Regions from separate parts of the Mus musculus genome. Here region 2 is linked to region 1. The links are chromatin loops, found by intact Hi-C in ENCODE. Cell type or tissue: heart. All regions are shown on one strand. Each heading gives the region's core, and the rest is flanking DNA. Links, peaks and the distances in the headings are about the cores only. Region 1 overlaps Spag9 (sperm associated antigen 9). Region 2 holds the start of Gm38956 (a long non-coding RNA gene).

What was found. Peaks named below come from ENCODE experiments on the same cell type or tissue, not always from the same donor. Only the 100,000 strongest peaks of a DNase experiment are listed, where the experiment ranks them.
Region 2: it touches region 1 in a loop (6-fold over the local background); 39 of 42 quality-filtered maps call a loop at or near these places.

Annotation. Positions count from the first base shown.
Region 1 is chr11:94,120,589-94,136,693 of GRCm38, reverse strand. Spag9 (sperm associated antigen 9) reads right to left here. Exons shown (of 29, transcript NM_027569.3): 29 at 10,601-13,972. The coding sequence ends at 13,857. It overlaps B230206L02Rik (RIKEN cDNA B230206L02 gene), which reads right to left and starts at 3,238. Exons shown (of 4, transcript NR_167701.1): 1 at 3,139-3,238. In heart, for the core only: CTCF peaks have their summits at 6,899 (motif pointing left) and 8,541 (motif pointing left); DNase peaks (open chromatin) are centred at 6,843, 8,523 and 9,823; H3K27ac peaks cover 946 bases.
Region 2 is chr11:94,266,909-94,283,013 of GRCm38, reverse strand. It overlaps Gm38956 (a long non-coding RNA gene), which reads left to right and starts at 5,137. Exons shown (of 3, transcript XR_880146.1): 1 at 5,137-6,170; 2 at 6,263-6,329; 3 at 11,259-11,575. Gm21885 (predicted gene, 21885) reads right to left here and starts at 1,175. Exons shown (of 4, transcript NM_001378258.1): 1 at 1,033-1,175. The coding sequence starts at 1,072. Gm38953 (a long non-coding RNA gene) reads left to right here and starts at 11,617. Exons shown (of 2, transcript XR_880145.1): 1 at 11,617-12,257; 2 at 12,842-13,058. In heart, for the core only: a CTCF peak has its summit at 5,823; a DNase peak (open chromatin) is centred at 5,813; H3K4me3 peaks cover 1,449 bases; H3K27ac peaks cover 2,401 bases.

The sequences.
Region 1 (16,105 bases), core at 3,762-11,761:
AGGGGTCTTGGGGAAGGACACCTAACCCTGCTTTACAGATAAGGAAACTGAGGCTCACTAAAGTGGTGAGGCTGGGAATGGGGCAGGGCAGGAGAGGGGTAGGAGGTAGCAGGTCCCCTACTGTGTCTTACACAGTGGCATTTTAGCCACTAAAGACTGAGTGAGCCCTGGGCCTTCTCTGGGCCCTAGGCATTATGGCTCTCAAACCCGTCTAAAGGAGTGCCTCCATATACTTTCCTACTAGTGGGGGGCAATCAACACCAGTAGCTGTGCACCCCCCCATCACTGTAGCTAGAAGCTTGGGCTCCTCCTACCACAGGCCAGAGGCTGGCTTCTACTCCAGCAGAAGGTTTGTTTTCCAGCCAAGGCATCACGGATTACTGGCTCAGACTGGCTCCTCAGCAGGGCTGGAGGGGACCCCAGATCACAGACCTGGTGGGTGTGAGCCTGGTCTTTGTACCCACAAACTGAGATCAGCTTTGGGGGTGTTCTTTCTCCTACTGTTTACTAGTTTCCCATAAGAATAATAACCACCCTCCATAACCTTTGTAGTCCACAAAGGACTTTCACAAACATCCTCTGGTTTAGTGCTCACCCTAGGCCCCATGACAAGCTATTCATACACCCATTTTATAGACTGAGAAACTGAAGTCAAAGGGAGAGAGATTCACAATGAGTCTCAGATCACAGGGCCAGGCCGTGGCTGGCGCTTGAGCCTCTCTGATCCAGACACCTGCCACAGCAGCAGCTTTCTCAGGGAGCGTGGTAGCCATGTGACTTCTCAGAGGACAGCCTGGGTCCTGCAGCCAATAGTGAGCCAGCAATGCAGCAGCCCTCTGCATTTCCAGCCTGTAAGATGTGAAGCCTACCTGCTACCTGCTTGTTGCTGTTGAGGCCGGGGGAGGGGAGGGCACAGGGAAGCAAAGGCGACCAGCACTGAGACCACAAAGGTGACCACAGCTAGCCATGGAACACTCGGGAGGGTCTCCGAGAACAGGGCTGGCTGCTGTTGGTGCTGGGCTCTGGCCAAGGAGTGGAAGGACTAACATTTCCTGGAACAAGAGTCTACCAACCATGCCTAGGACCAGCTGCTGCCGTGTGTGGCTCTGCCCTCAGCAGGAGAAAGGAGACAGTATAGTGAAGTGTGAGGTTTTCTCAAAGTGACATAGGGTCTGAAAGACACTTTCCCCTGGGGGTGGGGGGCACGGGGACAGGGACACTCCTAGTCCCTCTGGCCTGCATGAGTGCACTCAGCATATTGGAAAGCTGGAGTTGCTGGCCGATCCCAGTTGCTTTTTTGGAAATAGTAATCAGAGAGACCGCTAACACTGAGGACCAGCCAGCCACCCTTTCCTCCAGTGACTCAATCTATAACGAAGTTGTTTTCTGTATGTATGTGGACGGGGCTCCCTTTTCGTATCTTTTTCTGAGACAGTCTCATTAGGTATACCGCACTGGCTGGCCTGGACCTTGTGATCCTCCGGTCTCAGCCCCTGCAATGTGGGGATTATAGGTGCCTACTGCATAAAATGATCTGTGGTTATTTGGGTTTTTTGTTTTTATTTTTATTGAGGGTACCAGGATACCTAGAAAACCTCTCCTGGGGAAGAGGTTGGGATCATGCCCCACGTCACCCATGCCACAGAGCCTAGGCTTCCTCGGGGAACCTGAGCAAAAGGAACATTCCAGTGAGTGTACTGGGAATTCTTAGAAAAGTTTCAGGGCCATCTATCTGTGCCATCTATCCTTGACTCCTTTCTGACCGGGATCTGTGGGGAAATGTCCTCTTAAGCCTCTCAGCCCTCCTGGGCTACAACTGTCTCCCCCAGAGCCCTCAAATAATCCGGTCCCTGTGAGGAGACATTGGGTACAGCTGGCCGCCTGCCCCTCTGAGAGGGCATGCTAGTAATGTCAAGGCCAAATATAGAGGGAACCAGATACCTCATGGGCCCAGGGCCTAGGGAGCCCCATGGACTCCACCGCACCTGCCCCACCCCCAGCTCTTTCGGAGTCCTGCAACCTCCACCCCCTTCCAGCCTGGGCAAGCAGCCAGGAGACTGGCATCCCCTTCTCCTGGCCCCAGTCCACTTGGGGACATGTCCCAACAAGTCCAAGCACAGCAGGAGGCTGGCCCAAGGGTGTGGGGGGCAGAGTTTGCGCTGGGCGTGCGTGCCTGCGTGGGGACACCTCTCCAAGCCCTTTTACAAGCGTACCTTCCCACCTGGCTCTCAACACCAGGAGGCCAAGAGGAACCACTCCTGCCCTTGGTTCTTTAACTTCCTCGGGAGACCAAGACCATAAAGCTGGGGTGGGGGAGACCAGAGAGCCAGGTCAAACCCCAATAAACTGCTGGACACACCGAACTGCAAATAATTAGTCCCGATTGCCTCCACCGTCCTCTCTGGGGAGTGAAAGGTCAAAGGGCAGAGTTGCTGACGCAAATGTCAAGGGAGACATGTGGAGGCTTGAAACAGCTGGGATCCTGCTCCCAGCGAGGTCACTAGAGCCCTGAACACTGTGTCCCCCCCGCCCCCGCCCCCCGCCCCGGGCAACTGGGAGAGCTGTTCTCAAAGCACCAGAGGTGAGGGGGCTCTGTGGCTTTTCCCTCCTGGCTCCAAGGTCACCGAGACCTGATGGAGAAGGTTAATCAGGCTCTTGGGGAAAGCTTAACCTGCCTGATACTCGGTTCTGCTCGTGAGCCTCTGCTACCTCTACAAAGAGGGAAGAGACCTCTGTCTCCTGTGAGGGGAATCCTGGCTCCAAACCCTCTTCTCGGTTGGCACACCTTGGCAGCTCTGCCAGTCTGTGCACAGTGGCGACCCCCAGCGGCTGGATTAGGGCTTGAACTTGGGGCTGGGGCTAGGCTGCTGCCATCCTAACACTGCAGCCTGAGGCCCAGGCCAGGGAACATGGGACATAGCAAGAGCAGCTTGGCTTTGGTCAAGAATATTTACTAAGCCTTAATTTTTTCCTCCTTGAATTGTGGCTAGACCTCAGCCGAAATAGCCCACTGTTAGCATAATAGGGTCAACATGTCTAAGGATGAACTCCGCCTCCTGGGCCCAAACCTGCTCCTCCTCCGGACTTCCCTGTTTCCATTAATAGCACTGCCACCACCCAGTCCCTGGAGCTCCGAACCTTGTCATCTTCAACTCCTCCTCTCTGGACTGGGCACCTGACCTGCCCCTCCTCAGTCTTCAGGCCACCCTTCCGTCCTCCAGCGAGTTGGCCTTTTTACAGAGCCACTGGAGTGCTCAACAGCGCCACCTATGGGCCAGACCCGATCACATGACCCAACACCTGCTGACTTTGTAACCTGGGGCAAGTCTCAGCTTCCTTGGCTATAACTTGAGAGTGAGAATAGTCATTTGGTAGGATAATGTGTGACCCAAGTGACAGAATGTACCTGAAAACCCTATCATGTAGGATGTTCCTAGGCACAGGAAAATTTTACACACCCTGTTCTCCAAAGCCTCTATTTTATAAACAAGGAACTGAGACCTGACAGGGGCATTGAATACCAAGTGTCTTTACAATACACTGCAGAGCCAGCTAGGATGTGGAAGCTCCTGGAAGTTTTAGTGTGTCTCCCTCCCCCATCATTCCACTCTAGAACCCACAATTAAAAGCTGCCGCTGGCTTCATTAGGCCCATCCCCTGCCTTCAGGGGGAGGGACACCTGCCAGGTGTCCAGGTCATTAGCCATAGGAAGTAATCTTGAGATGTGACAAGCACAGGTCACATACAGCAGTCTGAGTCAGGGAAGCCATGTGCAAGGTTCCAAATGGGGCTGAGCATACAGCCACCTGCTTGAGGGGCAAGGCCTCATTCCAGAAGTTCCAAAGGGTAGGGGTCTCTGGTGCAACTCAGCTGCCCTGAGTGGCCTTGTACCTTTAGTGGCCATGTACTTCTTAGGGTCAGGAAGTGAAGTACAGGCTACCCCAGCTTGCTGTTATCCAGGCCTTCTTCCCTGTGGGAAGATGTTCCCTTCATTCACCCTGTGGATAGGACTTGAATTCCACACACTCCCTTCAGATGAATGGTAGGAGACCTGCCTAGGTCATAATCATTACCAGATTTCCCTGAAGAGGCCACAGCAAGAACTGCTGGTGAAAAGGCTTTTAGCATGAGGTGGATGGACCCTCCTGGAGTCCTTGTCACCTGTCCTCTAAGGCCATGGCTCTCAAGTGGATGGTTGCTTTTGTATTCCCAGCGGACACTTAGCAGCATCTAGAACCCGTTTCTCTTGTCACAAATGGAGAGTGGGTACCGCTAGACATTTTTAGTGGGTCAGGACCAAACATGATGCTCTAAGCCTCTTAGGGCTCAGGACAGAACTGAAGACGGGCCAGCCAGCTGACAGGCACAGGCCTGACCTCCAGCTTTTGTAATGATCTTTGGGTTCTTGTCCCCCTGCCCAGCCCAGGGAAGTTTCTAGAATAGTCCATGCTGACTTCTCAACTCTTTCAACAAGGACAAAGAGGCCCTGGAAAGACACCCAGACCTGGACACTCCCCATCCTGTTTCATGAGCCTTGTTGTCCACTGGATCTGCATGTAGTCCCTGGCACTGAATTCATTAGGGGAAAGCTGAGAGCAGTGAGGTACAAAATGGCTCTCTCAGCTCTCCTTAGATTCAGCCTGCAGCCCCGGGAGGGAGGTGAACTTGTTGAGGAGCAGAGGCAGGAATACCTTGTCAGGGCCAGGAAGCTTCTGCAGCACTGTCTAGTGGTCACATGTTCTCCTTTGGCCTCTACAAACACCATTCCTATGTAAACCAGTGCCCTGAGACTCCCTGGTGTCCCCAAATGGTCTCTAGGGTCTCCGCCTGACCTCTAGAGCTCTGCTAGGGTGTCTTATACAGCCTTGGTATCAGAGCCTCTCAGATAACCCAGGTGTCTGCCCCGAGGTAACTGACAGTGACCCTGAGATCCCATTCTGGAACTGCCTACCTTGTGGGGCTGGGGACTCATACAGGCTCACCCTCTGTCTCGTCTTGAGGACATCGCATTCCTCACCATGGTGATGGACCCCTGGAGGAAGGAGAAGCCCTGAGTGCCTGAGTGCAGGTGAGGATCTGAGGGGTCTGGAGTTCTAGAAAAGCCACTAGCCTCAGGGGTCACCTCTGTTTGGGGTCACATCCATTTCATGGAAATTTGCTCCATGGCGCTTAATCTTTACCTTTCTTTCCATTATGTTGCCACTGTGTGTGTGTGTGTGTGTGTGTGTGTGTGTGTGTGTGTATGTGTGTGTGTGTGTGTGTGTGTGTGTGTGTGAGTGATGTGGGAGGGAGGTACGGGGGCATGGCTACCAGCTTGCTTCAGTGTTGCAGCCAGCAGGCCACCCTCATCTTCTAGTCTTTTATCTGTATCGGCCCGGCCCGGAGCTGGGGAGGGACAGTGAAGGACTGGCCTTCCTGCCCAAGGGTTGTTCCTGTCATTCTGTACTGGGTCAGGACCTCCAAAGAAGGTCTGGGAATTTGACTTCTGCCTGAAAGGGGTCTCTGCATGAACCCCCAACTCTCCGGCTAATCTAGTCCCTCCCCAGCTTCTCTGTCATTTCCTGACACAAAACTCTCTGTCCCAAGCAACTTACCTCGCTCTTCCCTTTCTCTGCCCATGTTGTCAGGTCATGCCAGCTGGGGGGATCTGGACTGCACAGGGTCAGTCCAGGGTGGAGTTTTCAGTACCAGATGGTAGGGGGGAGTTACCTCCCTAGGGGTACTTCCAATGTTATTTGGGGCATTCATTTCCATCCATCTGGAATAACTGTGAGTCCTCTGAACCTTAAACTCCCTGAGCTTGGGGCTGCCAATCCCTGCTGTTGAGATGCCCCATCCTTCAGCCTGTGCTTGCTTTAGCCAGCTGTGTGACACATGCTCTCTTTGTGTTAGCATCCTGGAGAGGGAATGTTGAATGTTGGTGAAGCTCGTCTCCCTCCATAGGGCCAACAGTCAAAACCTCACCTACCCCAACCTTCTGGTGATGTCTACTTCATCTTCTTTACCCTCAGGAAGATCCACTAACATGTAACACCCATTACAGATGGAGGACTCCCCCACCCCATTCCATCCCCGGCTGTTGAGAATCTTTTTCAAGGCAGAAAGCTATCCTACAACCCATCTGGTCCAGCACTGTTGTGTTTTAGAATTGAAAACCAAGGTTCAGAGAGAAAAAAAGACCAAGCTAAAGTTCTGGCCACACAGAGCACCAGGGTTGTTGGAGGGTTGTTGTGAGTCTCTTAGTGGCAAGGGCAGTGGCCTAGCAGGTTCCTGTGACAAGTGCAGAGAGGTGAGGGGAGTGTGACCTTGGAGGGTTATTCCAGGCACACAGACACATGCTCTCCCCCTAATCTTTACCCCCTCCTTTCTTTCCAGCAGCAGCTATAAAAGCCAGGAAATAGCTGTGGATTGATGGCCTGTAATGGGCTTAGTTAGCTCTGTGACCTGCTGAGTTATGTAACTCCTAGTTGCTATCAGCTTGGATAAAGTCTCCATTGAAGCAACTCACTAAGCTGACTCCATGGCATCTCCTTGAGTGTCTTTAGAGGCAGGCGGCAGCAGAAATTCGTCTGCAACTTCAAAGACCAGAAATCGTGATGTGGACATTTCCAAAAATCCTTTAAGCCAATGTTTTTTGTACCCATCTCGAAACCCGCTCACCTCCGTAGCAGCCCCATGCTTGGATGCCTAGGCTTTGCCTTGGTAGAGCTGAGCAGAGGTGTTTTCCTTCCCCTACTGAAGGGATGAGGAAGAGAAACAGGGCAGTGAGCAAGCCAAGCACTGCCGGGGCAAGGGAAGCCCTGAACAGGCTCATCTCTGCTGTTGCTGCGCTTGGCTTCTGGCTCACTGGCACTTGGAAGGTTAAGATCAGAATGGCGCCACCTTGTGCTGAAAAGGGAGAATAGCCCCAGTTCTTCATAGCACAGTGGGTCTTCTTTATCACCCATTCCTTTCCTGCTCTGGAAGAGGTGGGGTCTTGTTATCCAAGGATTCCCCCTCCTTAAATTTCATTTCTCATCCCACCATCTCAGTTAAAGGGACCTAGGAAGAAGGCGTCTAAAGGTGTTGATGCTTGCCCAGTTTCTGCCTGTCTCCAAGGTCTCTGAGGAAACACAAGTGCCTGAGATGTTCCCAGGCAGTAGAGCCACCTCTTTGTGAAGAATGCCTTACATTGCTGCTCCTAATTCTTTGTGAAGACCTCTGGGCAGCTTCTCCAAAGCCGCAGCATGGATGGCATGTGTGCTCGCACGGATGCAGGCATGCACGCCTGCTCCCCCAGGTGCAGACCAAACCAGAGCGTGAAGAGCCAGTAGCTGAAAATCCACTTCAGAATTTGGAACTCAAACCACAGATCTTTGTCTGGGATGAGTCAATGGTATAAGAAGGTAGGCTTGTTGGCAAAGGGCAATAGGAAAAAGAAACTGAGGCACCTGCACAGAAGGATACGGGTGTCTTGTTAATTGTTCAGTGATAAATGATCTCATGGGCTTTTGCAACACAGGTTCTGGAGGCCATCACTGTGGTGACAAGGAGGAAAACCTGGTTTCTGAACAGTTACTCTACTTTGGGGTGTCTGTGCCTGAGATGCCCTGCTGATATCTCCAAAGATACAATTTTGCCTTCTTGCTTGGGAAGAGTGATGCTAGGCTTGAAAATCCTACCAAGGGCATCGGAACCTTCTGGACCCTACTCCCCAAGTTCCCTGTTGTGCCTATGTTAATTTTCCTTAGTTCTGTGTCTGTTTGCCACGCGTGTGCTGAGGTTGGTTCTTGTTACAAAGCGTCATGAACAACAGGTGTCAGGTATGCGTGAACGGTTTCTACAACTGTCACCGTCACCACTGTTCCCAGGCTTCTCTCTGGCTGCAGAGGAATCAAAGTCGCTCTTAGATGTAAAATGTAATCTTCCTGCGTTTAATTTTCAGGATGAACACTTGACCGGGGCCCAGTTGCAGATCTGCCTCCACAGGCAGCGGCTCCATGCCCAGTTAATCTGGTTTCACCAAGCACTGAGCTGCCTTCTGTTCTCTCAGGCCTGTGTGTCCAAGGCCAGGCCTCTGGGTAACATAAGCTCAGCAGTGCTCTCCACAGGGGTTCTCTGCAGGTCTCCTATCAATTTATGGGCACATACTTAGAAAAACTACATGCCATGAAAACGACACTAGGCACAAAGCTAATGACCTCTTCCTATCAAAACTATAAGAAATTGTCTCGCCAAGCAATACAGGCTTCATGAGGGGAAATATTGTTTACCCCTTTAAGGTAGCACCAGGTTTATGGTATCCTAATCTTCAATTGCCCTTGAATCAGAAAATAAGGACTGTGAAGTTGAGGTGGTGGTAGGGGATAACTGGCCGAGAATGAAGAAAGCTTTGTCTCCTAGGAAACAAGATGCTTGGGACTCCAGCTAGGCTGCTCTCATTCTCAAAAGCAAATGTACCAACTTGAGGATAAGAACACGGGGTAACTCTGAGATGAAAACAGGGACAACCCTGTTGTGCAGTAGCTCCCAGGGTAGATCATGGCCACACCTCCCTCTTCTGGCCTGACTGAGAACTGCATCTTATGGGTGAGACGTCAGTACCCAGAGTCTGGGCATATTTTGTCCCCCTTAAGGCCTAAACTCAAATCACAACTCTTCATCTCTGTGGGCGGAAGCTATTATGCTGCTTTCGGCTGGCCAAAAAAAAATCAAAGAGCTAAACTATCTGTCCTCATGTCTCTTTTGATAAACTGGAAATTGTTTTAAGTATTCCAAACCCTCCTTCCCCAACCCCACTGGAGGGCCAGGAACCTGCCCAGGCCAATAAAGTGAGAGCCTGTGTGGGGAGCCGCCCTCACATTCGCCGTTACAAGATGGCGCTGACATCCTGTGTTCTAAGTGGTAAACAAATAATCTGCGCATGTGCCAAGGGTAGTTTTCCACCCCATGTGCTCTGCCTTCCCCGTGACGACAACTCGGCCGATGGGCTGCAGCCAATCAGGGAGTAATACGTCCTAGGCGGAGAATAATTCTCCTTAAAAAGGGACGGGGTTTCGCCATTCTCTCCTCTTGCTCTTGCTCTGGCTCTTGCTCTCTTGCTCTCTGGCTCCTAAAGATGTAAGCAATAGAGCTCTTGCGCTCTTGCGCTCTGGCTCCTAAAGATGTAAGCAATAGAGCTCTTGCTCTCTTGCACTCTTGCTCCTGAAGATGTAAGCAATAAAGCTTTGCCGCAGAAGATTCTGGTTTGTTGCGTTCTTCCTGGCTGGTCGCGAGAACGCTTGTAAGAAGCCTGTTTTAAAAGAATAAAACAAAAAGTACAGGCAAAGATTATCATTATTTAGAAGTGGTAGTAGCAGCCTCTGCTCGGCATGATAGTGCATACTTTAAATCCTAGCACTCAGGAGGGAGAAGAAAATGGATCTCTAGGGTTTGAGGCAAGGAGGAAGAGGAGGAGAGGAGGAGGAGGGAAAAGAAAAAAAGGAAAACCCCACTGTTCTTACATTTTGATTGTTAAAATTATCCCCTCGAGTGTGTGTGTGTGTGTGTGTGTCTGTATCTGTATGCATACATGCCAAGGTCAGAAGATGGCTTGTAGGGGTCACTTTTCTCCTTCTATCATACGGATGCTAGGGACAGACCTTAAGCACCTTCATCTACTGTGCCAACTCACAGGTACCAAATCTCAGCATCATCAAACCATGTTGGTACAACAGTGAATGCCACTGCACTAAGCCGCGTACTTACACTGTGCTGCCATGGGCCCCGTGGTCACTCATGCTCTCACATCACCCGTGCCAGAAAGCCGTCCTGCAGCGCGTCTCTTATCACTGAGTGATCAACTGCAGGAGGCTGAGGGCAGGTCTTACCCAGCACTCCTACCTGTCAACTAAATGCCCTCCTGACCAGTGCCAAGTGCGTACTCAGGAGCCACAGATAGGTCTGAATGTTCCCTCTGCTCACTTAAAAAAAAAATTATTTATTCTAAGTACACTGTAGCTGTCCTCAGCCACTCCAGAAGAGGGAGTCAGATCCTGTTACAGATGGTTGTGAGCCACCATGTGGTTGCTGAGATTTGAACTCAGAACCTTTGGAAGAGCAGTCAGTGCTCTTAACCGCTGAGCCATCTCTCCAGTCAGCCCCACTTTTGTTTGTTTGTTTGTTTGTTTGTTTGTTTGAGACAGGATTTCTCTGTGTAGCCCTGGCTACCCTGGAACTCACTCTGTAGACCAGGCTGTCCTGGAACTCGGAAATCTGCCTGCCTCTGCCTCTGCCTCCCAAGTGCTGGGATTAAAGGTGTGCATCACCACGCCTGGCTTCCCTCTGCTCACCTTTTTTTTTTTTTTTTTATTCCAAGACAGGATTTCTCTGTATAGCCCTGGAGCTCATTTTGTAGACCAGGCTGGCCTTGAACTCAGAAATCTGACTGCCTCTGCCTCCCGAGTGCTGGGATCAAAAGGCGTGCGCTACCACGCCTGGCTATCTGCTCACTTTTTACCAGTGCCAAACAACCATAATCTTGGTTCTCAGAAATGACATGTTTTATGGAACATATTATTGAACTTTCTGATAAATACCAAGTCTAGAGCCCCAAGAAAGATAAAAACAAACCACACTAGACTTCACACATGTTTCATATACATATTTATATATATTTCATGTACAAAGTTACATTCCGAACCCCAGGGATTCCATAATAGAAATAAATACTGAAATAACTACATTGCTAAATGAGCTTTTTACGCATAGAAATGAAGCCGTGGCCTCTAAAGACAGCAAATGGGACAATTCTAGAACCCAATTTATGAGGCAAGTAAAGTTCTGGATTTCTAGAATGAAAACAAATTTAGGATACAAACAGTTAAAACATATTCAAATATTGAGAAATATATGATAAAATTATTAATAGAACTTCATTTTAAAGAGAAAGACAATTAGTGTTACAGAATAGCATAACCCTGTTAGAAAAGCATTTATGATTTCAACATTTGTTTCCTTCTCTTCCCATCTTATAAAGTGGGATGCAATCAGTCTCTTTGCCAACATGATCAATTAAGAAGAACCCTAGTCTGGTCGAGTCCTTTGGTAATAGTCATAATACTTCCTAGGAAATAAATATCCATTTTCATGGCATTTGCAAGACACACATTTTTAATATGAGGCATTTTGTTTTGTTCCAAAGGCTGCACGTTTAGTGGTCTCTTCTCAACTTCACAGGCAGTGAACGATGCTCCAGCTGAGAGTGGATTTTCCTCCCACAGTAACCACATTCCACCTCAATAGTGATGGGCCGCATCGCTCTATGTTGAAATGTTTTAAACTCCCTGCAAGCTGCAACTTGTAAGAAAGACAAATTTGGATCTACATGAGTTAGAGAAGTTATTCTCAAACCTGAGTTGTAGAAAGCAGTCTCCTTCCTTTTGCCTCACAGAGATTTAACCTGCACTTCCTATCGCGTGTTAGGTTGAAACATACAGCACTGCTATTTCTATAGACCAGTAATGGCTGTCCACTGGCAATTCATACGGTTTAGCCTCATATATAACCCATATAACCCGGATGTAACAAAACGAGAACTCTCAGTGCCCTGCCTTCTTCCTTTAAAAGTCAGTTTTTGCATGGGAGGCTGCCTAGAGGCACGTAAGCCTTCTTGGCCCTGTGGTGACAATGGCATTTTAGACCCTGTCACTGTCTGCAATCAGCTTATCCTGGTATTTCTTCCAAAGATCACCCCCTTGACCAAAATAAACATCACAAGAATATTTGTGTTATGGGGGAAGAGGAAGAGAAGCAGAATTACAAATATAAGCACAGCCCTTAAAACAAGCCGCACGGGTGCCTCTGCGTTCTCTCGTCCTTGAGCTAGTTCACAGGGCCACAGTAATGTGAGATCTTTAGCTAAAATCACCATGCACCTACAGTCTGCAAGTGAAGTCAACATTGTTACATTTCAAAGAAACAATTATAACCAGGGTAACACATTTGAATATTTCTTCTTTAGCATCTGATTCCCTGAGTTACTCTGGACCACACAAACATGAAAAGCACTTCTGAACAATGACAGGGACACTTCTTGGGATTAAAACTCTCCAAAACTTTTGTGTTTCCTTATGAATTTATACAACATTTCCAATAAATGTTAATAATGCTTTTTAAAAGTATTTGCCACAAATGATTCAGATTTAAAATAAAGACATAGCAGACAAGCTAAAGAAGTGGTCTGCACCAAAAAAAATGAATAAGTAGATCAAACAAAATATTGATTATCCTTTATACAGCTTTATCAAAACAGGTGTTTTTCTTTTAAAACATACAGGGCCACAATTTTAGAGTGTGCCCAATGTGCTTAATGATACAAAAGCCTCCCATGCTCACTAGGTCCTATGTATTTTAGGATCTAGCCTAATCATATACATGTGAAAAAAATCCCTGGTATATTTTTTACACATATTTTTGTATGACAGTCCGGGGGAAATCCCCCGTACTTGGACAATTAGAGATCTGTATTTGATTTCTTTTCTATGAGGTGGTCCTTCCAATGACCCGAAGACCTGTTTCCTGTATGTTTTTAAGAGATCACATAAAATTAAGTTCAACTTTGCTTGCAGCAGTGGGTAAGAAATGGTAAATCATTTACTTTCAGGAAGCTTGAGAGAGGAAAGCAAGCCTGTAGCTCATGGTTTTTGAAACCTCCTAAGGTTACCAGTTAAAGCTAGATGTGACCCCACTTTCTCAGATGGATGCCACGAATGGAGACAGGTGCAGACTCTGCCTGCTTTCCCACCGCACTTCCTTGAAGATGGCATTTTATCAGGGAACAAATGCTGAAGAGTAGTTATACCAAGCAAGCACTAGGTGTTTGGTAGTTTTATACAGAATAAAACAAATCACCTTTCCTACTCATTAAGCACTCAGCAAACGAGGCAGAATCCACGGCCACCACAGTGTCCCCTCCGTGATAGGTTAAGAGCAGCCTAGGGACATGTGGCTAATGGGTACATTTTTTTCTATGGAAAAAACTGAATCCACTACCACCATTCTCTAGGACAAGGAATTCAAAACATAATTTCCTTTTAGACCATCCTTCCAGTATTGAAGTGTCCTCCACACTTCCCAGGTTATTTCCTAAACGTCAGATAATACACTTCTTAAATGTCAGTATGAAAATGGGTGAAATTCATCTAAAATATGAGAATATTCAGAGAAGCAGGCTTCGTAAACTTTAGAGTTCTAATGAGACAGGAACAAGAAATTTTATTTAAATAGTGTAGCCTTAATTTCTTTAATATAAAACCCCCCGAGTCTGATGAAAACAAAGTTTTATATACCATATAAACAAGATTTGTCAGAATTGAAAGTGAAAGTTAAAGTACTTTACAGTTAGCTCTTAGCGCTCTTGGGACATTCAGACAAATCGTGATAATCCGTCTGTTATTAGTGCGTCAATTCTATAATACACTGGGGAAAACTCTATTGTACTTCATGGTACAATTTCATTTATTAAGTCTTTTCCATTAGTTCCATTATTAGTGACAGGTAAAACATGGCCTCATCAATTAAGTGAGTGACATTAGACTGTGGCAGAGCAAACCACATCTGGATTGCTTTCTGTAATTTATCAGTTTACAGAAAGTAAACCTTCTTCGATTTGTTCATGATATACTGAAATTTCCTATTAACACTGGTGCAGTAAACTAGCTCGCTCCTCTGTATTGTTACCATAGAACAGATTGTGTAATATAAAGGTAACAGGGGAAAATGCTCACATTATTATGTGGTGAAATGTCTTTCACAAAAAGAGCATTAAATAAAGGAAAAAGGGAAAATAAACCATGCAGAAGAGGCAACTTCCTCATCCTCGTCTGTCTCTCACAGACTCATTCATTGCCACACATCACTTGCCACACTATCAGGTGACTCCTCTCGGCTTTGGTGACTGAAGGTTCCAGTGGAAGATCCTCTCCCAGAAGTTCAGATTCTCCACCTTCATCACCTAAAGGATCATAAGGAAACTGAGGTTAGGTGGAATACAGATGATGTGTATTGGACTCATAGTTGGCCTAGAAACACAATGCATGTGATGCCTAGGAGGGCACAAAGCATGTTTGATTTCTACTGCAGAGAACACGGGAAAGAACACCAGGGGGCCGGGGAGATGAGACGTGGCTCAGCGGTTAAGAGCAGTTGATAGTCTTCCAGAGGACCTGAGTTTGATTCTCAGCACCCCTGTTAGGCAGCTCATAGCCATCTGTAACTACAGTCCCAGGCGATCTGACTCCCTCTTTTGGCCTCCAAGGGTAGCCATACACACACACACACACACACACACACACACACACACACACACACACGAAAGCTAGTTCACAATAGTATGCTGGACAGTATTACAACATGTCTGTCTTAGGGTTTTATTTTATTGCTGTGAAGAGACATCATGACCATGGAAATTCTTATAAAGGCAAACATTTAGTTGGGATTAGCTTACAGTTCAGAGGTTTAGTCCGTTATCATGATGACAGGAAGCATGGTGCATACAAGCAGACATAACGCTAGAGGAGCTGAGAGTCCTACATCTTGATACGAAAGCAACCAGGAGGAGACCGGATTCTACACTGGCTACTCTGAGCATATGAGACCTCAAAGTCCCACCTCCACAGTGACACACTTCCTCTAACAAGGCCTCACCTACTCCAACAATGCCACACCTCTTAGTAGTGCCACTCTCTATGGCCAAGCAGTCAAACAAATGAATCTGTGGGGACCACAACGTTCACTGGTAACAGGAATGGGAGATGAAAAGAGCAAATATACTCAGTTATGTGTTTGGCCAAAACAAACATTCTACTCGTTTATTTCAATTTAAGAAAACACAAATATGGAGCATATTAAATAAGGCCCACTGCAGATGTCACGTCTGTCTCCTCAGATGAAGTGACAAGTAGGAGCAGACTCAAGCTGTGCGACTACATGGCCTGGGTGGAGCCCAGAGAATGTCCTTCTCTGTTCTAACTACCCCAGGCCCGGAAGCTTCGCCTCTATACAATCGAATCTTCTCCAAGCCCGAGCCTTGAAGGCTTCGCTTCCAGCCTCCACCTGCTAACCTAGGCCTCCTAGAACGTTTCAGCCTCTGAAACTTACTATGAAATAAACTCATTCTTTCTCGCTCTTTCTGAACTCTGGCTGGCTGATTCAATTCTGCTGTTCTGGGTCAAACTCCTCCCCACGCTGACTGACTCAAATTAGCTTCTCTCAGCTTCTGACTGAATCATTCTGCTTGGAAAGACTGCCCCTGAACTCTACCATCTGAACTGTTCCAAACTAAACTGAATTCAATTGACACTCTCCTCCTCTCTCTCTCTCTCTAGCCTCTCTTTGCTGACTGTTTTGAGAGTTGGGCATAGCCTATCTCTGAATCATTCTATCAGACCTTTCTCTGATTCATCACTGCCTGCCCAGCAATTTGACATCACTGTTAGGATTAAAGGTGTGTATTAAGTGCTTGTCTGTAAGCCAGCCAGATGGACTGAAAGTGTATATTCCAGCCGGATATCTTTGGATGTGATCCCTTGTCAGAGCAGCCACATTGCTGGATTAAAATTTCTCTCTAGCCCAAGAAATCCTGCTGATTCTTGGTGACCTGGGGTAAATTCTCCAACTGAGACAATGAGTACTGGACAGGTACTGCCGCTCCTCTCCACAAGCTCGAAGCAGTCAGCTCTGCTGGGCAGAGCAAGGTTATTCTGGTACAATCTAGCTGACAACTTGTTTAGTGGGATGAATTCTTCAGCAGAATCCTAAAAATGTGCACACTAAGAAACAAAGATATTCTACTGATGCACTGGAATTTCGAGTTTAGCACAAGAAAATGACACCATTGACTAAAAATAGAGGAACAGAAGCAATAGAGTATATGCACTTTTCTCTGCAAACCATTTTCCCCTACATCTTCCTCTCCCACCCCCCATATGCAAAGCTTTTTCATGTTAATGTCAAAATACAGAGTAAGCATGCTCAGGTCAAAAGTCAAGTTCCTCCAACTAAAATATAACCAAACCTTTAAGAAAAAAATAAGTTTGGCTCTTTTTTTGTTTGTTTGTTTGTTTGGTTGGTTTTGGTTTTTCAAGAC
Region 2 (16,105 bases), core at 2,721-10,720, 150 kb before region 1:
TGTAGGGTGGGCTGGAGAGAGAGCCATTAAGAGCACTGACTGCTCTTCTAAAAGTCCCGAGTTCAATTCCCAGCAACCACATGGTAACTCACAACCATAACTGAAAACAGCAACAGTGTACTCACACGCAATTTAAAACAAAACAAACCAAAACTAAAAACACCTTGTAGGGCTGAGGTTCCGTCATGCCTAGGGCCCTGGGTTTGATTCCCAACACGAGTAACAACAAAACTCCAAGGAGATGAATGAGTCTTTAGAGTTGAGTGAGCTTTTGCAGGGCAGAAGAGGCAGGTGACAGTGAGGAGAGAGTTACTGTGGTACCCACTGAGGTGACAGCATTTGCCAGGGTAGAAGTTGAAATGAATAATTTCAAGACAGCAATGGCTTTGGGTCTCTCCAAATGCAAACCCTGCTTGTACTGCAGTGTCACATGCTCCAGGTGGGGAGACAGCCCTGCGCAGCACAGCCCCCTTCTCACTCAGCAGAACTGTCCCATTCCTCACTCAGGGATTGTGAGGTCGTCTTTGCCCTTCCAACCTCTGCCATGGAATGACTCAGCCCTGTGCCCAGAGGCTGGTCTCTCCTAAGTAGCGTCTCACACGTTTGTAAAGTGGAGCAGTGGGTTTGTGAGGTTCTGCTAACTCTTTGAGGAACTTTCCCAAACCTAACTGGGTGGCAACAAATTGGGGTCTGAATGCATCCTTTGACACCGAGTTCTACACCTTGAGTAAGGTATGTGATTGCTCTGAACCTGGAACCAAAAAAAAAAAAAAAAAAAAAAAAAAGGCCTAGTTCATTCACATGGTGACAAGAAGAAAAAGGAGTGCTCTGGAGGCCCCCTTGGCACCAGTGAGTGCCAGATACTGCCTGCTGCTGCTTGCATTTGTTTAGCTGGTCCTGGGACAGAGCCCTTGGCCCAGTTCCTCTGTTCATGACTGGCCCACTGCCTACAGCAGTAGTCACCACCTTCCCCCACTACCCTTTGCCACCGTTCCCCTTGAGGACTGTTTTTGGGACATGATCCAGACTTACCTGCCATCGTCTCCCTGATACCCTGTTCAGGCTCCTTCATGACAGATCAGTGTTCCCTCTCACGTTCTATATCAGAGTCCAGCCAAATAGTGTCCTAGTGCCTCAACACAGGTCTGTGCAGTAAGATAGTATGTTCTGTTACCGGCCCTGTAATATCGGCAGGGTTATTTATTGCTACACAGGCTTAGGTGTGCCATGTGACAGCAGACTGAAGTTCAAGGCTTCTCACTCCCTTCTAGGCTCTGACTCCTGAATACAGTTCAGGGTGGGAATGGGGCCCTTTGCTCTGGTCTGACTACCAGGTTAAAGCCCTGTGTGTGTAATGAACAGCTACAGTGGGGAAATTGTTTAAGGAGCAAATGAGGAATCAGGTCCAAGGAAATGAAATGCTGTCAGTCATGTGGCCAGTTAGGCACATGCTGGCAATAGACTTGGGTGGCATGTCTGCCTCCCCACCATGCTATGCTGACGATGACTTCCTGCCATGATTGGAGGAAGGTAGGGCTGACAGGAGGAGGTAGGTCTGCCTGGCCTGACCTGAGCATGGGTATGGAAATGTACTTTGGCCTGCCAGGGTGTGGTGAGCCATAAACAAGCACCCCGAATCACCCCACCTGTTGAAACAGGCTCAGTGGGGTGGGGGCTGCAGCTGAGGGCAACCTCCACTCATCCCATACTGTTCTCACAGCTCATTTGTTCCCTGTGCATGTGTGCACGCAGTCACCCAGCAGTACTCACTGCGCTTCTATTAATGGCCCCGCCGGCCTGATGATTTGAGATTCACCTTTCCTGTTTTCCCTGTCTCTCATCTCCCCGTTGGTGTCTTGTCTAACTCATGCTAAGACAGCATGGGTTTAACTAGAGAGGGTTATGCTGATTTTCCTCAGCCAGGAAAGCCAGTTCTCCTTCATAGCTTCGATTTTCTGACATTTTTTCCTTAACCATTATTGCTTTTTAAAGTTTTTTTATGTGGTCTATGGGCAGGTAAGATGCATCACCAAAGACACCCCCAAGCTTTACAACCTGGGTTCCTGAACCCAGCCAAGGCTGAAGGGAGAGAACCGGCTCCACCAAATCACCCCCATCTTCATATGTGCACTCCCAGCCTCAGCAGCGCACAGTGTGGCTGCCCTTTGTCCACACTGATTTTTCAAAGGATGTTTGTACCAATTAACCTTGGGAAGCAGAAAATGTTCTACTGACCCCTCCCCCAGCCAAGGACAGATTGTATAGTGTAGGGTGTATAACATAATAAAGACAGTGTTTCCAGTGGCAAACACCATACTACTTGTGCAGAGGTTTTATATGTGTGTGTGTGTGTGTGTGTGTGTGTGTGTGTGTGTGTGTGTGCACGCGCGCATGCGCACCACTGAGCCCCAAAGGCCTTTTCAGTGAGTCCAAGGCCAACATAGTTTCCCACCTGATAAACAGTACAAGAAGGGGAGGGGTGAGAAACCTGGCTGCTTCAGAAAATACTAGCTCATTGGGATTTGGATGAGAAGTCTTCCCACAAAAGGCCCATTGTTCCAGCTGGTGGTGCCATTGAGAGGTTATGGGCCTATCATAAGAGTGATAACTAGGAGGTGAGCCTAGTTGGAGGAAGGGGGTCACTGAGGTGAGGTTGGGGCGGGGTCACTTCTTTCATCTGCACTTCTGGGCTGCCATGAGGACAGCTTTGCTTTTCCAGTGCCCCTCTGCGTGGTGGTACCGTATGAACATGAACTGTGACCTCTGAAACCAGAAGCCAAAAGGAATCTTTCCTCAGTTGTATCATCCATCTTTCATCTTGGGTATCTTGTCACCATGACAACAAGGAAAGATAAAGGAAAACCAAAAACCTGGCTCTTGGGATACGAGACTGAAACAACTAAATAGTATCTGAGTATTCTCCAGCCTTCACAAAAACCATAGACTCACTAAAGGAAAACCTATACAGGCTGATCAAATTCCCTCCAAGGGGGAACAGCTCAGCCCTAGTAGAGAATTGTAGGCTTTTTTAATGGGCTGCACCAGAGTATTCCAGGGTGTGGCTCTGATGTACTCTGCCAGATTCCTCATTGAAGCTCACATTTCCAGACCCTTGTCTACCCAAACACCCATGTCGATCTCTACAGGGAAATTCTTAGGCACAAGATGGCTGGGCTGAAGGACGAGTGCACTGGTCCCCAAGCTGACAGAACATCTTGGAGGTTGTTTCTGTGTCTTGTTTCCTTTTCTCCTGTCTTGTTCTGTTTGAGAGTGTTTTTACTTGTCTTTCTTTCCATGCATTTAAAATGGTCCCATCCTTGCCGGGTAGTGGTGATGCACGCCTTTAATCCTAGCACTTGGGAGGCAGAGGCAAGCAGTTTTCTCAGTTCAAGGACAGCCAGGGCTATACAGAGAAACCCTGTCTCGAAACAAAATAAAATAAAATAAAATAAAATAAAAATCCCATCTGATTCCACTCCCCCAACCCCACCCTGAGGACTGAAGAGATGCATCGCTCAGTGGTTAAGAACACTTGCTGCACAATTTTGGGGACCAGAGTTTAAACTCCAGCATCCATATAACAAGATAGGCACTCGGCATGCTTGTAACCCCAGCTCTGAGGACGACAGACACAGGTGGGTTGCTGAGGCTCGCTGGCATCCCTCCGAGCTAGGAAAAAAATGAGCCCCAGGTTCAGGAAGAGATCCTGCCTCAAAGGACTCCACAGAGGCTACAAAGGGGGGCAGGAAGACACTCACGCCCTCTCTTATCTCCATACATGTGCACAGAAGCATGCACATTTTAAGCAGTATTTCTATTTTGACTATGTGTATGTGTGCATGCCTATGTGTGAGTGTGGGCAGGTGATTACAGTGTCCACAGAGGCCAAAGGCATTGGGTCCCTTGGAGCTACAGCGGTTGTGAGCCACTCTGATGGTTCTGGGGCTCAAACTTGGGTCCTCTGCAAGAGCACCACATGCCTTAACCACTGAGCCATCTGTCCAGCTTCACAATTTTTTTAAAAAAATCAAACAATTCTTAACCAGATGTGGCACACCCAGGAGAGGCAGAGGTAGGTAGATCTCTGTGAGTTAGGGCCAGTCTGATATACATGGTCAGTTCTAGGACAGCCAGAGCTCTTTCAACAACAACAACCTGGCAAAGGCAACTTAAGGAAGGAAAGGGCTTATTTCACTCATGAGTTGAAGATGATGTCCATTATGGTAGAGAAGACATGGTGGGAGCAGAAAGCAGCCAGTCACACTGCGTCCACAATCAGGAAGCAGAGATGAACGCCCATGTTCAGTGTTCTTTCTCCTGTTTAGTCACTCTGGGATCTCCGCTTACATGTAGGGTGGGTCTCCACACCTTAGTTTAGCCTGGTCTAGAAACCTCCTCACGGGCATGCTCAGAAATTTGTCCCCTTAATAATTCTAGATCCTGGTAAACTGACAGTGCTAACCAATGCACTTAACAATTGTAAATTTGTGAGAAAAGAACACATTTCATTATAGGATAAAAATCCTGGGAGCAGCAAATTACAAATACTCAATTTTTAAATAAATAGAAATGATTTTCTTTCTAAAATTTAATTATGTAGTATATAAAAGATAGATGCTGCCCTCTTCCCCCGCCCCCCCCCCCAAGTACTCATGGTTAAATGGAGGCAGGAGGATTAGAAGTGTAAGGTCATCCTTGGTTACATAGTGAGTTTGGGCTACATGAGAGTCAGTCTTTAAAAAGGGGGTCTGGAGAGATGGCTCAGCAGTTAAAGGACACTGCTGCTCTTCCAGAGGTCCTGCTTTCTGTTCCTAGCACCTACATGGTGGCTCACAAAGGCCTGTAACTCCACTTCCAAGGGCTCTGATGCCCTCTTCTGGCTTCCAAAGGCTCCTGTATGCTTTCACATGTTGTATAAGGACAAGCGCGGGCACACACACACTACACACTATACACACACACACATACATACACATATACACACACACACACACATGAAAGAGAGAGAAGAGAAAGAAGAAAGAAAGAAAGAAAGAAAGAGAGAGAGAGAGAGAGGGAGGGAGGGAGGGAGGGAGGGAGGGAGAAAGGAAGAAAGAAAGAAAGAAAGAAAGAAAGAAAGAAAGAAAGAAAGAAAGAAAGAAAGAAAGAAAGAAAGAAAGAAAGAAAGAAAGAAAGAAAGAAAGAAAGAAAGGTGTTTGGAGGGTTTCCTCCATACTTCACCATGGCCCTCAGAGGGAAGCCGAGTACCTGGACCCCTGGAGGAATGCCTCCAGCCGGCACAGTGACACTGTGGGTGTCTTTACAGACATTCTGCTTGCAATAGTTTGAAACTGCAGTCTCCAGAGAGACCTTAGTCCTCTGCTGGCCTCCAACATGAGTGGCTGAACTGTGCATATGCCGTCTCTTTTAATTCTAGCCTCCAAGTAAGTGTGAAGGAGTATGTCGTTTTCGTTTCGACTGTGGAGGTCAGAGGACAGCTTTCCGGAATCCTTTCTCATGTTCTACCCTGACTCAGGTTCGGATTCAGGACACCAGGTTTGAGCAGCAGTTATCACTACCTGATGAGTCCCTCATCTTTCACTTTTGCATCTTATTTCCACGTGGGCAGTCAACACTTAGTGAAGATCTGTTTCCCTTCTATCTTCCCAGAATGCCCTTCCCCAGACCCGGATCCTCTAGAATAGTCACAGAGCTGAGTTGGGTTTTAACCCCATACAACATGAGCGCTCCTCTCTCCTCGCTGAGCTCTGAGTACCAGCTGAACTAGGTACTCCGACGCAACGCATGCGCAGGGAAGTGCCACGCTGTTATTTCTCTCACATCCACGAGGGGTCGCACAACGCCTTCCAGAGTTCGCCCCAAGAACCTGCGCCTTAGTAAATCCCTTCCCTCCGGAACCTCCCATCTCTCCCAACACCACCTTCGGGTTTAAAGTTCCAGAGCTGTATTCCTGGTTGTCCCAGAAACCTATCCGTGCAGCCGCTTGGCGTGATTTAACTGAGCTATGGGAAGCATGCAGTCTGACTCCTTCATTCAGTACCCTATACTGTGCTTTCCTCGTCAGCAAAATGATAATCCCCACTGCGCTGAGCGCTATCCAAGAGAGTGGGGAGCCTCATCTCATTTTGAGCATGGTGTCCAGCACATTCCAGGAGCCCGGTATACCCCAGGTGCCTACTGAAAAAGTCATTTTACCTAGATGTCAAACTCTCCCTGTAAAACTCACCATGTCCTCCTTGGCTTTTGTCTTCGTGGGCACCAGGGGCAGCAAGGTTTCCTGAGTGAGATCTCTATAATGGAGGCAGACTTCAGGCCCTCAAGTCAGACGTGTGAGTGTTTTTACTTTCTGTCCATGGAAATTTTCACCTCCATCTCCTTTTCCCATGTTGCATGGCGTGAAAGCATTCTTTTCTGGAAAAATTCAAGGTTGCCTTGGCGAATTCTAAGTGTCCCTCCTCCTTCTCCTTCCAGTTGGAGCCATGGAGATAGCTTCTGGTTTTGGATGCTAATTTGTTTTAGTGGACATCTACAAAGACGGCCTCTGGCCTCACTCAGCATCTTTTGCAAATGTCTATATATTTCAGATACATCGTTGCCAATGTCTACCGTTGCTGGGTACATCCAAGGAGTCTATGGTCCATCCAGACCTCAGACTGATTGACCCTCAGCGTCTTCTGACCCCAGAACCTTGTCTCAGCCTCTTGAGGAGGAAATGGAGGACTGGGCTATCTCGGTCCCTCTCTTTCCAGACAAACCATATAGTCCACCATGTCCAGTTTATGTGGAGATACGTGTAGGGTGTTCTGGGAATGTTGGTATCTCTGTCCCCTAACTTCTGTGGCACCCAGATGCTGAAGCTGGGGTGAGGCAGGAGAATGCCTCCCATGGTTGGGGTTTTGCTGAGGCAAGGCTCTGAACTCCAATGTTCAGCAGTCAAGCTCCCACAGCACAGCCTTGATAAACTAAGGCATTATGATACATCACAGGCTAGGATGATACACCAAGAAAGAAGCCTGGCTGACAATTCCAACACTAGCCTGTCACACCTTTTACCCTGTTTTTTGGTACTCTGGTACAGGCTGACTCATCTTCTCCAGGACCGCAGGGTTTGTTTGTGCTCCTGGTAACTTGAAGGGTGGAGACAGGGCTCTTGGATGTGGTTTCTAAGAGGTGAGGTGGGGTAGAAGGTAGACAAAGACGAGCTACTGGTTGTACACAGCAGAAAACCAGGCTGGCTAATTCTGCCCAGTGAGAATTTTCTGGAAGGGTGACTGAGCAGTCCACAGAATCACCAGGTAAACTAAGAAGACCCATCTCTTAAATTGTCCAGGAACCCATAAGACTGCAGTAGAACCACAGGAAAGGACTCTAGAGGACCGTCCTGCTGCCCCCAGGGTCAAGTTGCCCCTGGATGCTGTTGCTGGGGACATGATGAATGGCATCTCTGATGGCCCTGGCTTCTCAGGGGGCCCAGGTTCAGTGCCCACGAACTCTGTAGGGATGTTGTGAGGGATCTTTGGCCTGTAGGGGGTTCCCATTCTGGATTAGCCCCACCTCCACCATGGTGTGTAGCTGCTAAGCAACCAAAACCAACAAACACCAACCTCTGTAATTTCCCTGAATTTGCCATTGCCAAGAGGCAGTCTCCAACCTGCCTCCCGTAGGCAGCTGGCTACTCAGAGTACCGCTTGCAGATGTGGGTCAGAGACCTCACGAAGCTCGGTGAAGCCGCCCAGACAAGTTGAGTGCTTCTAGAGAATTCCTACGCCAGCCTTCTCTCCATGGCTAGGGCCATTGAACTCTGTCTCAGGCATGGTTTAAATCTTTATGTAGATTACATTGGGTCTTATATCTGTTTTGTTTTGTTTGTTTGTTTATATGTGTGTACGTGTGCGCGTGCACACAAATGCCAATGCTGACACACATGTACAGCCCAGAGGAATACACCAGTGGCTTGTTTGATTGCTCTCTTCTTATTTCTGGGAATCTACCTGTCCCCACCATTAGAGCACAGCCATGCCCAGCCGGGGGGCCTGGGGATCCAGGCTCAGGTCCTTGTACTCTCATCTCTCTGGCCCCTGAGAATTAATTTTAAAGTTTGACAGCAATGACTAGGATTAGACAGGTAAGCTGTAACAGGAAATAAGAAGTATTGAATGTCTTGGGAGAGAAAGGGGGAATGCGATTGAAGGACCTGAATGGGGAGCTATGTGACCGGCGGGTAGAATCCTCTGAGTGACTCAGAACTCCTGTCCCTGACTCAGCCCACCTTAGGAGCAATGACCTCACACTGCAATCTGTGTCCTCTTCCTGTCCCACTTCACTGATCTCCCCATTTCCTCGGCCCCTCAGTTAGTGTGTCCTTGGGGCTCAAGGCAATATGAAGTCTCATGCTACACTGCTCAGTCTTGCCTACACAGCCTAGCTCCCAGGTCTCCTGGATCTGGAGCCTGCAGACTCAACTTGGCTACCTTTCCCTGGGCCACAGTCATGCTGGTCCTTGCCCCCACCCCCAACCCCCACCCCACACACACCTGCCGGTGAGGCCTGTGCACTGGCTGGTCCACACTGTGAATGGACTTCTGCATCCCCGCTGCAGGCATGCCCAGGCATGTTCTTGCGGTGAGGCAGAGAGCTGATAAGGCCTCAGCTTATCTCCCTGAACTCTGTGAATGTTTCCCTGGCCAAAGAAAACCCATGGCTGAGGCCAGAGTCCATATTGGGAGACAGCAGAAATTGGTGGTATACTCTGAGACAGGGGGATTGGAGAACGTGAGACCTGCCATGAAGGCCCGTGCTCCGAGTCCTTTGTGCCCAGTAGATCTGCCTCTGCCAGTGTCTCTGTCTGTTGGATGCCCTCTCATTTTTGCCCTGTTAAGCGTGTATGCCAGGCTTGCCTTGTGCCAGGCCCAGTTCTAGTCCCTGGAGTATGCCAGCACACAGTAGGATTTGTGCGTGCAGCACTTACAATTTAGAGATAATGACACCTCATAAACAGGAAAACCAACACTGGGCAGGGCTACCAAAAAAAATGATCCGAAGAAGGTGCTGTTCCTTCTTCGATGAGGTAGGCAGGAAAGGGCTTGCTGGCGTGTTTGAACTGAGAGCTCATGAAAAAGAGGGAGCCAAGCCCACCGGTGGGAAAGAAAGTTCCAGGTCAGGACAGTGCAAAGAACCAAAGTCTTGGAACAGTAGCCTGTGTATGCGAAACACATGGCTACATGGCTAGACCAGAGTCAATGAGAGATAGACAGTGTGCATGTTCGCATGCATATTGTAGCATCTGGTGAGGACTCTGGACTCTATTCCACGTGTAAGAATAGTTGTCTGAAGCAGTCGATAGGGCAGGGAGAAGCAACCTGAGTTTGTCAGGAGGTTCCTGTCTGCACAAGAAAAATGGGTCAGGGAGGGGAGAAGGAGAGCAGGGGCCCAGTTAGGAAATGTTGCCACCTCGGAGGTAAAGCTGGTAATAGTGGTGGCCCAGGAGGTAGCCACGCTCAGGAGTCACTTTGACTCTGTGACCCTGGTGTTTGCCAGTGCTGGGGAGGACAGGAGACAGGAAGGGGATGGGACTGATACTTTGAACCTGAACGCGTGGGCAAACAGAGTTGCCACCTGTAGACCTGGTAGGCACTGTTTGAGATCCACCAGTTCTGCCGAGAGGAAGGTACGTCTAGGCCCTAGACACAGAGCCTGGTTTGTGAGCGATCACGGGGCCTGTCGTAGTGATTGGGGGAAAAGGAAGCACAATGCCATCATCTGCCTCACAGGGTCATCTATGTCACTGTGCTCATTCACTCATTCAGTAAGACTTGAGCGAGCTCCAGACGTAATAAGCCAGACACTTGCGCGGGTTCCCTGGGAAGAAGAGAACCCTAACGAGACAGTGTTGCAGGCTGGAAACAGTGTTGCCTTGCTTTCTTGAGACAGTGCCTGGAAACAAAGTAGCTGCATTTTTCTACGTTGTTTCTTGACTTTTTGGTCAGGAGACAGATAACCAGGAAGCTAATGTATGTAAAAGGGGCTACTGTAAGGCCAGTGTGGTGCTATATACCAATCAACCCATTACAGGAAATAGAGGCAGAGAGATCAAGAGTTCAAGATCAGCCTGAACTGTGTAGTAAGACAATACCTTGTCTTAAATAAATATAGAAAAAAATACATCTTATATGAAGGTGGGTGAGTGAAAAGAAGATTGGGCCGAAACAAAGACAGTCTCAAAGACCGAATCCCAGACTCCTCTTAACCCAATTCATTTTCACAAAGTGGCTGCCTCATCTTCAGGAAGATAAGAAAGGCAGAGTGGACCATAGTGACCCTCGGGGGTCTTTCGGAAAGGTTTTTGTCTTGCAAGAACAGTGTCCTGAGACAAGGCTGCCCTTGTGAAAAGAGCCTGGTTGCCAAGCTCTGGGGATTAGGAATCTCAGTGAAACAGAACAGGTGTGTGTGTGTTGGGGGTGGGGGACACGACAGTAGGCCCCTCAGTAAAGCTGCCGACCCACTGCAGGATTCTGAGTGTGTGCAAAGGAGGTGGCTGGCTCTGCACCGTTTGAGGGTTTCTGCTATGTGAAGAATGGTCTTTGTGCTTTCTGGCTCCTCATCCTGCAAGGAATGAGGAGTGGAATCCCAGGTCTCCAAACGCTCATAAAACAGAGTCCCCACCTCAGTCCTGCCACGACACAGATGGGGGACCTCAAGCAATGTGGTTACGTGGACAACAGCACAGTGATGTCATTAGATCGGATTTAGAAGATGCAGCTTCAAACGATTGTGGGGTCGTTGGTGCTTGAGAGGAGGTTAACACGAGAATCTGAGCTGGGCTGAGTCGGTACAGGGTGGAGAGAGAATGATTTGTGAAATGGAAGTGATTCAAGGAGCCTTCATGGAGGAACTGGTGACAGCCAGGGCCGTTTCTGGGCTTTATAGATTGGGCGCTTGACAGAATGAACGGTTCCCTGAATCACAAGCCAGAGAAGGAAAATGAGGCTTGGTGGATGGGATCAAGTTAGACTCCATCCTGCAGTGTGAGAGGTCCGACCCACTGCTTGAGATATAAGGTTTGGGGAACACATAAGACCTAAAGATGCTGAACCATAGGTCACTGGAACCTGGGTGGGGTTGCAACAGAGCATACAGGATGGAAGGTCTGCTATGGGGAAGAACAGGAAGTGGCAGCAAGTGTCCTGGGGACACACAGAGAACGGAGACAGATGGCTGAGTTCCAGCCAATGGAATAAGCATGATAATGTTTCTTCTAGGTCCGGCTCATGAAACTCTACCCCCAGCCCACCAATTCTCTTCCCCAGGGCTCCGAAGATTTCTTCTGTAGTGGACCAAGAAGTCATGTCCTGAAGCTCTGTGAGCCGGGCAACCATCACGACGCGAATGCAACCCAAGGCCAGCGATAAGCTCAACCCACTGCAGGAGTCTGCAAATGAATAAAAATCAGACGTGGTGGGAGAATCCTGTAAGGGTGGCACTCAAGAGATGGAGGCTGCCAGGCCTTTAGGTGGATCTCTGTGAGTTCGAAGTCAGCCTGGTCTACAGAGCGAGTTCCAGGACAGCCAGGGCTACACAGAGGAACCCTGTCTCAAAAAACAAACAAACAAACAAACAAACAAACAAACTCAGCCAACCAACCAACCAAAACAAAACAAAACACAAACACAAAAGAGATGGAGGGAAGAGGATTAGAAGTTTATACGCTTAGCTGTATAGCACGACCTTGTTTTTTTTCTCTCTCTCTCTCTCTCTCTCTCTAGCTCATGCTGGGTTAGTACTCTGTAGCCCAAGGTGGCCTTGAACATGTGACCATCTTCCTCTTTTACCTTCCTGAGAGATGGGACCCATGAACCTTCATGGCTGACTTCCTCTCTCTCTCTCTCTCTCTCTCCCTCCCTCCCTCCCTCTCTCTCTCTCTTTCTTCTTTTAAAATGTGCATCAGTGTTTTTCCTGCTTGTATGTCTCTAAGTGAAGGTGTCAGATCTTGGAGTTATAGACAAGACAGTGGTGAGTTGCCATGTGGTTGCTGGGAATTGAACCTGGGTCCTCTGGAAGAGCAGTCAGTGCTCTCAACCACTGAGCCATCTCTCCAGCCTCTTTCTTTTCTTACAACAGGGTCTAACATACTCGTATTGGATTGAACTCATCATGAGGCTGAGACTGATGTCACTGTGACTGGTCATCATGCCTGGTTTTCTATTCTTGTTTCTTTCAGTCCTTTGAAGTTTTGTTTCTGGACTTCATTCGCAGGCCAGGTATTGACAACAGCTTCTCAGCTTCCCTTATCCACCATTTTAGAACATTACATTTTTACTTATTTTGATTCTGTGAGTAGGGATGGGAAGGGGTGCCTGTGAGGGTTCTCTCCATCCACCGTGTGGGCCTGGGGAGGGGAGGGGTGTGGAACTCAGGCTTCAGATTTGGCAGTGCGTCCCTTTAACTGATGAACCATCTGGCTGGGTCTCCCTTTTCAAAGTGAGAAATAAACTTACATTGTTTCTGGCAATGGAAATTTGGGAACTTCTCTTTTATATACGCTTATGTCACTTTATCTCAGTACCAAAGTTAGCATTGGTTATGTGGGTTCTTTGAGAGCAATGGATTCCTTCTCGGATCTTGATGACTTTAACCAGGAGTGCTAGCTATGGTCAGCCGTTGTAATGGTTCATATAGGAATGACCTTCATAGGCTCAAATATGTGAATGCTTGGTCATTAGGGCATGGCGCTCATTGAGGGAATTAGGAGGTATGGCCATGTTGGAGAGGGTGTGGCGCCAATGGAGGAAGTGTGTCAATGGAGGTGGATTTGGGGTTTCAAATGCTCTCTCTCTTCCTGCAGATCTAGCCATAGAACCCTCAGCTACTTCTCCAGTGCCACGCCTGCCTGCATGCCGTCATGCTTCCCGTCATGATGACAATGGACTAAACCTCTGAACTGTAAACCAGCTGTTGTGGGTCACTTTTGCTACCCCGCCTAAGCTCCGGGAATGGGCTGTGCTACCAGCCCCCACCCAGATTCCCTCAAATCCACAGATTAAAAAAAACACAGACACACATATTGCTCAATCTCAACTTGCCTTTTTGGTACAATTGCTAGGCACTACTCATCTCCCACCTGAAGAAGCATGCCTTATCAATATTCTTAGCTCCATAGCTCTCCACCTGCCCTAACTTTTAGTTGCTCAGTTACATCTAGTTCCTACTAAACACGTCCAACCTCCTGCCTGTAGGACCAGCCACAGGCCTCTGCTCTGCCCAAGATCTCACATGGCTGGTCACCTTTTCTCCCTCCAACGCCTGGCAAACTCTTTCTCTTTCTCCTGTGTCTGTCTCCTGCCCTTGGGGACCAGAATTCCTGCCTATTCCTTCTGCCCAGCAATTGGCCCATGTCTTCTTTACTGACAGACCAAGAACCAATTGGGGAACAGGACCTTAGCATCGGCACCACCCCTACAGCCCACCTCAATTAAATGCATCTCAGCTGGTTGGTGGTGGCACACACATTTAATCCCAGTCCTTGGTGATTAGATTCACCCAGACCAGGTGAATCTCTGAGTTCAAGGCCAGCCTGGTCTACAGATCGAGTTCCATGACAGCCAGGGCTAAGCAAAGAAACCCTGTCTGGGAAAACCAATACAAACCACAAATACCATTCCTTTATAAGAGTTGTCATAGTTATGGTGTCTCTTCACAGCAGTAAAGCACTAAGACAGACACTCAGTGGCCACTGAGGCCACTAAGCTCGTTGTCTCATGCCTGCGAAGGAAATGGAAATACCGATGAGAAGTGACTAGCACATCTATTGAAGGGAAGTGAGGAAGAACTTCCCAGAGTGGGGAGGACTTCAGGGGGGAAACCCTCCTGTGTTGCCTTGCCCACCTGCCTTTTATAGCACTAACATCAGGAACTGGATGGAGACTGAAATCATCTTTACTGGGCTTGCTCAGTTTTGAGCACATCAAAAGCTGAGCCTGTAAGGTATCCTCATGCTTTAGATCTGCTCCTTGTGTCCAACTGGAGAATTACTCATCTACCCAAGGGAGGCATTACTAACAATGTTTGACAAGGCCTTACAAGGACCAGATGGGCCTAGGCAAGAACTTACTGACTTGTAAGGAGAACAGAAATGACAGACTTCACACAAAACCAGGGGTCTTGGTTGGAAGGGGCAACTCTTCCTAGATGCTAACAGTGAGGAAACCATATTAAGTAGGCTTTAGAACCCAAAGGTGGGGGTATGGCTCAGTGATAGACCTCACGCTTAGAATGTTTGGGATTTTGAGTTCAATCCCTTGCACGGAAAGAAAAATGGAAATAAGAATAAACAGGGGGGCGAGGAAATGGCTCAGTGATTAAAAGCAGCTGCCATTCTTCCAGAGGACTGGAGTTCTGACTCTGACATGCAGTACCTAGGTCAGGTAGCTCAGAACTATAACTTTAGCTCTCAGGGATCTGACTTCCTCTCTAGTCTCTTGAGGCACCAGCACACATATAACACACACACACACACACACACACACACACACACACACACAATATTTAAAAACAAACAAACAAACCAAACTCTTAGGCAGCAAAGGGCCATTAAGCCTCAGCTTTGCCCAAGGTCAGAGTAGGTAGTGTTCTTCCCTGGGGCCAGGAGCTTCATGGTGCCTCCTTAGTGTTCTCCCATGGAGAAGGAAGCAAGAGACAGGCTGGAAAATTATTTCTAAAAATGCCTTTGTGTGTGGTTGCTGGCATCTGGAATGGACTAGAAACAAATAGATAAGGCGCCTTTTCAGGTTTCAAGGAAGCTGTGCCATCAAATAAACGATAAGCCAGAACTAAAAACAGAAAAATCTATCTGACCCACTGGGCCTTCAGATCACCTTCAGGCCTTGAAACTTCTGCTGGCAGGAACTGTGATCTGCAAAGGATGAACTGAATGGTATTCGGGAAGGGCACCCACCTTATGCATGGCTTTGGAAAGGAGTGGGGGGCTGGGGACCTCAGAGAACGGAAGGCAGGATTCCCAGCAGAGGAAGCTAGCCCCAGAGCCCAGCCTTTTCTCTGTTCTCTCTTCTGAAGTTGATGGGGGCTTTGGGGCTTTTGCCTTTCTGAAGCACCTGTGTGTGTGTGTGTGTGTGTGTGTGTGTGTGTGTGTGTGTGTATGTAGGAAGGGACTCAGATACTACAGATTTCAATGCTCCATGGGAGGCTCAGAGGAGAATCACCTATCTGCTGGAGGGCCCAGTTTGTAATGGAGGTACCAGAGGACAGGGTAGAGAGGGACTCATCTGTGGGATGATGAGCATGCTCCCTGTGTGAGAGGCTCTCTGGTGACCTCGTTGCTCACCAAAGATAACCAGTGTCCCACCAGGGGAGCAACGTGGAAATAAAGCACATGTCTTTCATGAAACTCAATGTATATAGTTTTCACCTTGGCCATTCCAGGCAGCTGGGTGGCATAGCTCCCCAAGGACTCTGTGGAAGCCATGTCAAAGATGTCCTGTCCTGATTGTGGAACACAGACCAGTTCAATAGATTTTATCTGGGTGGGGGTGGCACACGCCTTTAATTCAAACACTTTGGAAGGCATAAGCAGGCAGATCTCTTGAGTTAGAGGCCAGCCTGGTCTACAGAATGAGTTCCAGGACAGCCAGGGCTACACAGAGAAAGCTATAAGAACAGAGCAGTTATAAGAGGGAGAGAACAGATGCTGGGAGCATAGACACTGACAGGGATGTGTAAGATGGCGGCAGGGGCGGTGTTGTAGCAAAGGAGGGTGAGGAGAGGAGCTAGGAGGTAGGAGGCAGGGGTGATGGCATGGCTTGGTTGATAGAGTACTTGCTTACGATGCTCAGAACTCTGGGTTTAAGCCTCCGCACTGTATAAAACTGGGTGTGCTGGTCCAAGCCTGGTATCCTATTGCTTGTGATGTGGAGGCAGGAGGATCTGGAGTTAGTTCAAGGCCATTCTCAGCTATTTGGGGAGTGCCATTCAGGACCTTGCGTTCCTGCAATAAAATACCTTGATTGAAAAAAAAAAAACTTTAGGGGAGAAAAAGGTTATTTTAGTTCACAACTCTAAGTTTTAGTGCATCTCAGGAATAGTACAGGTGGCA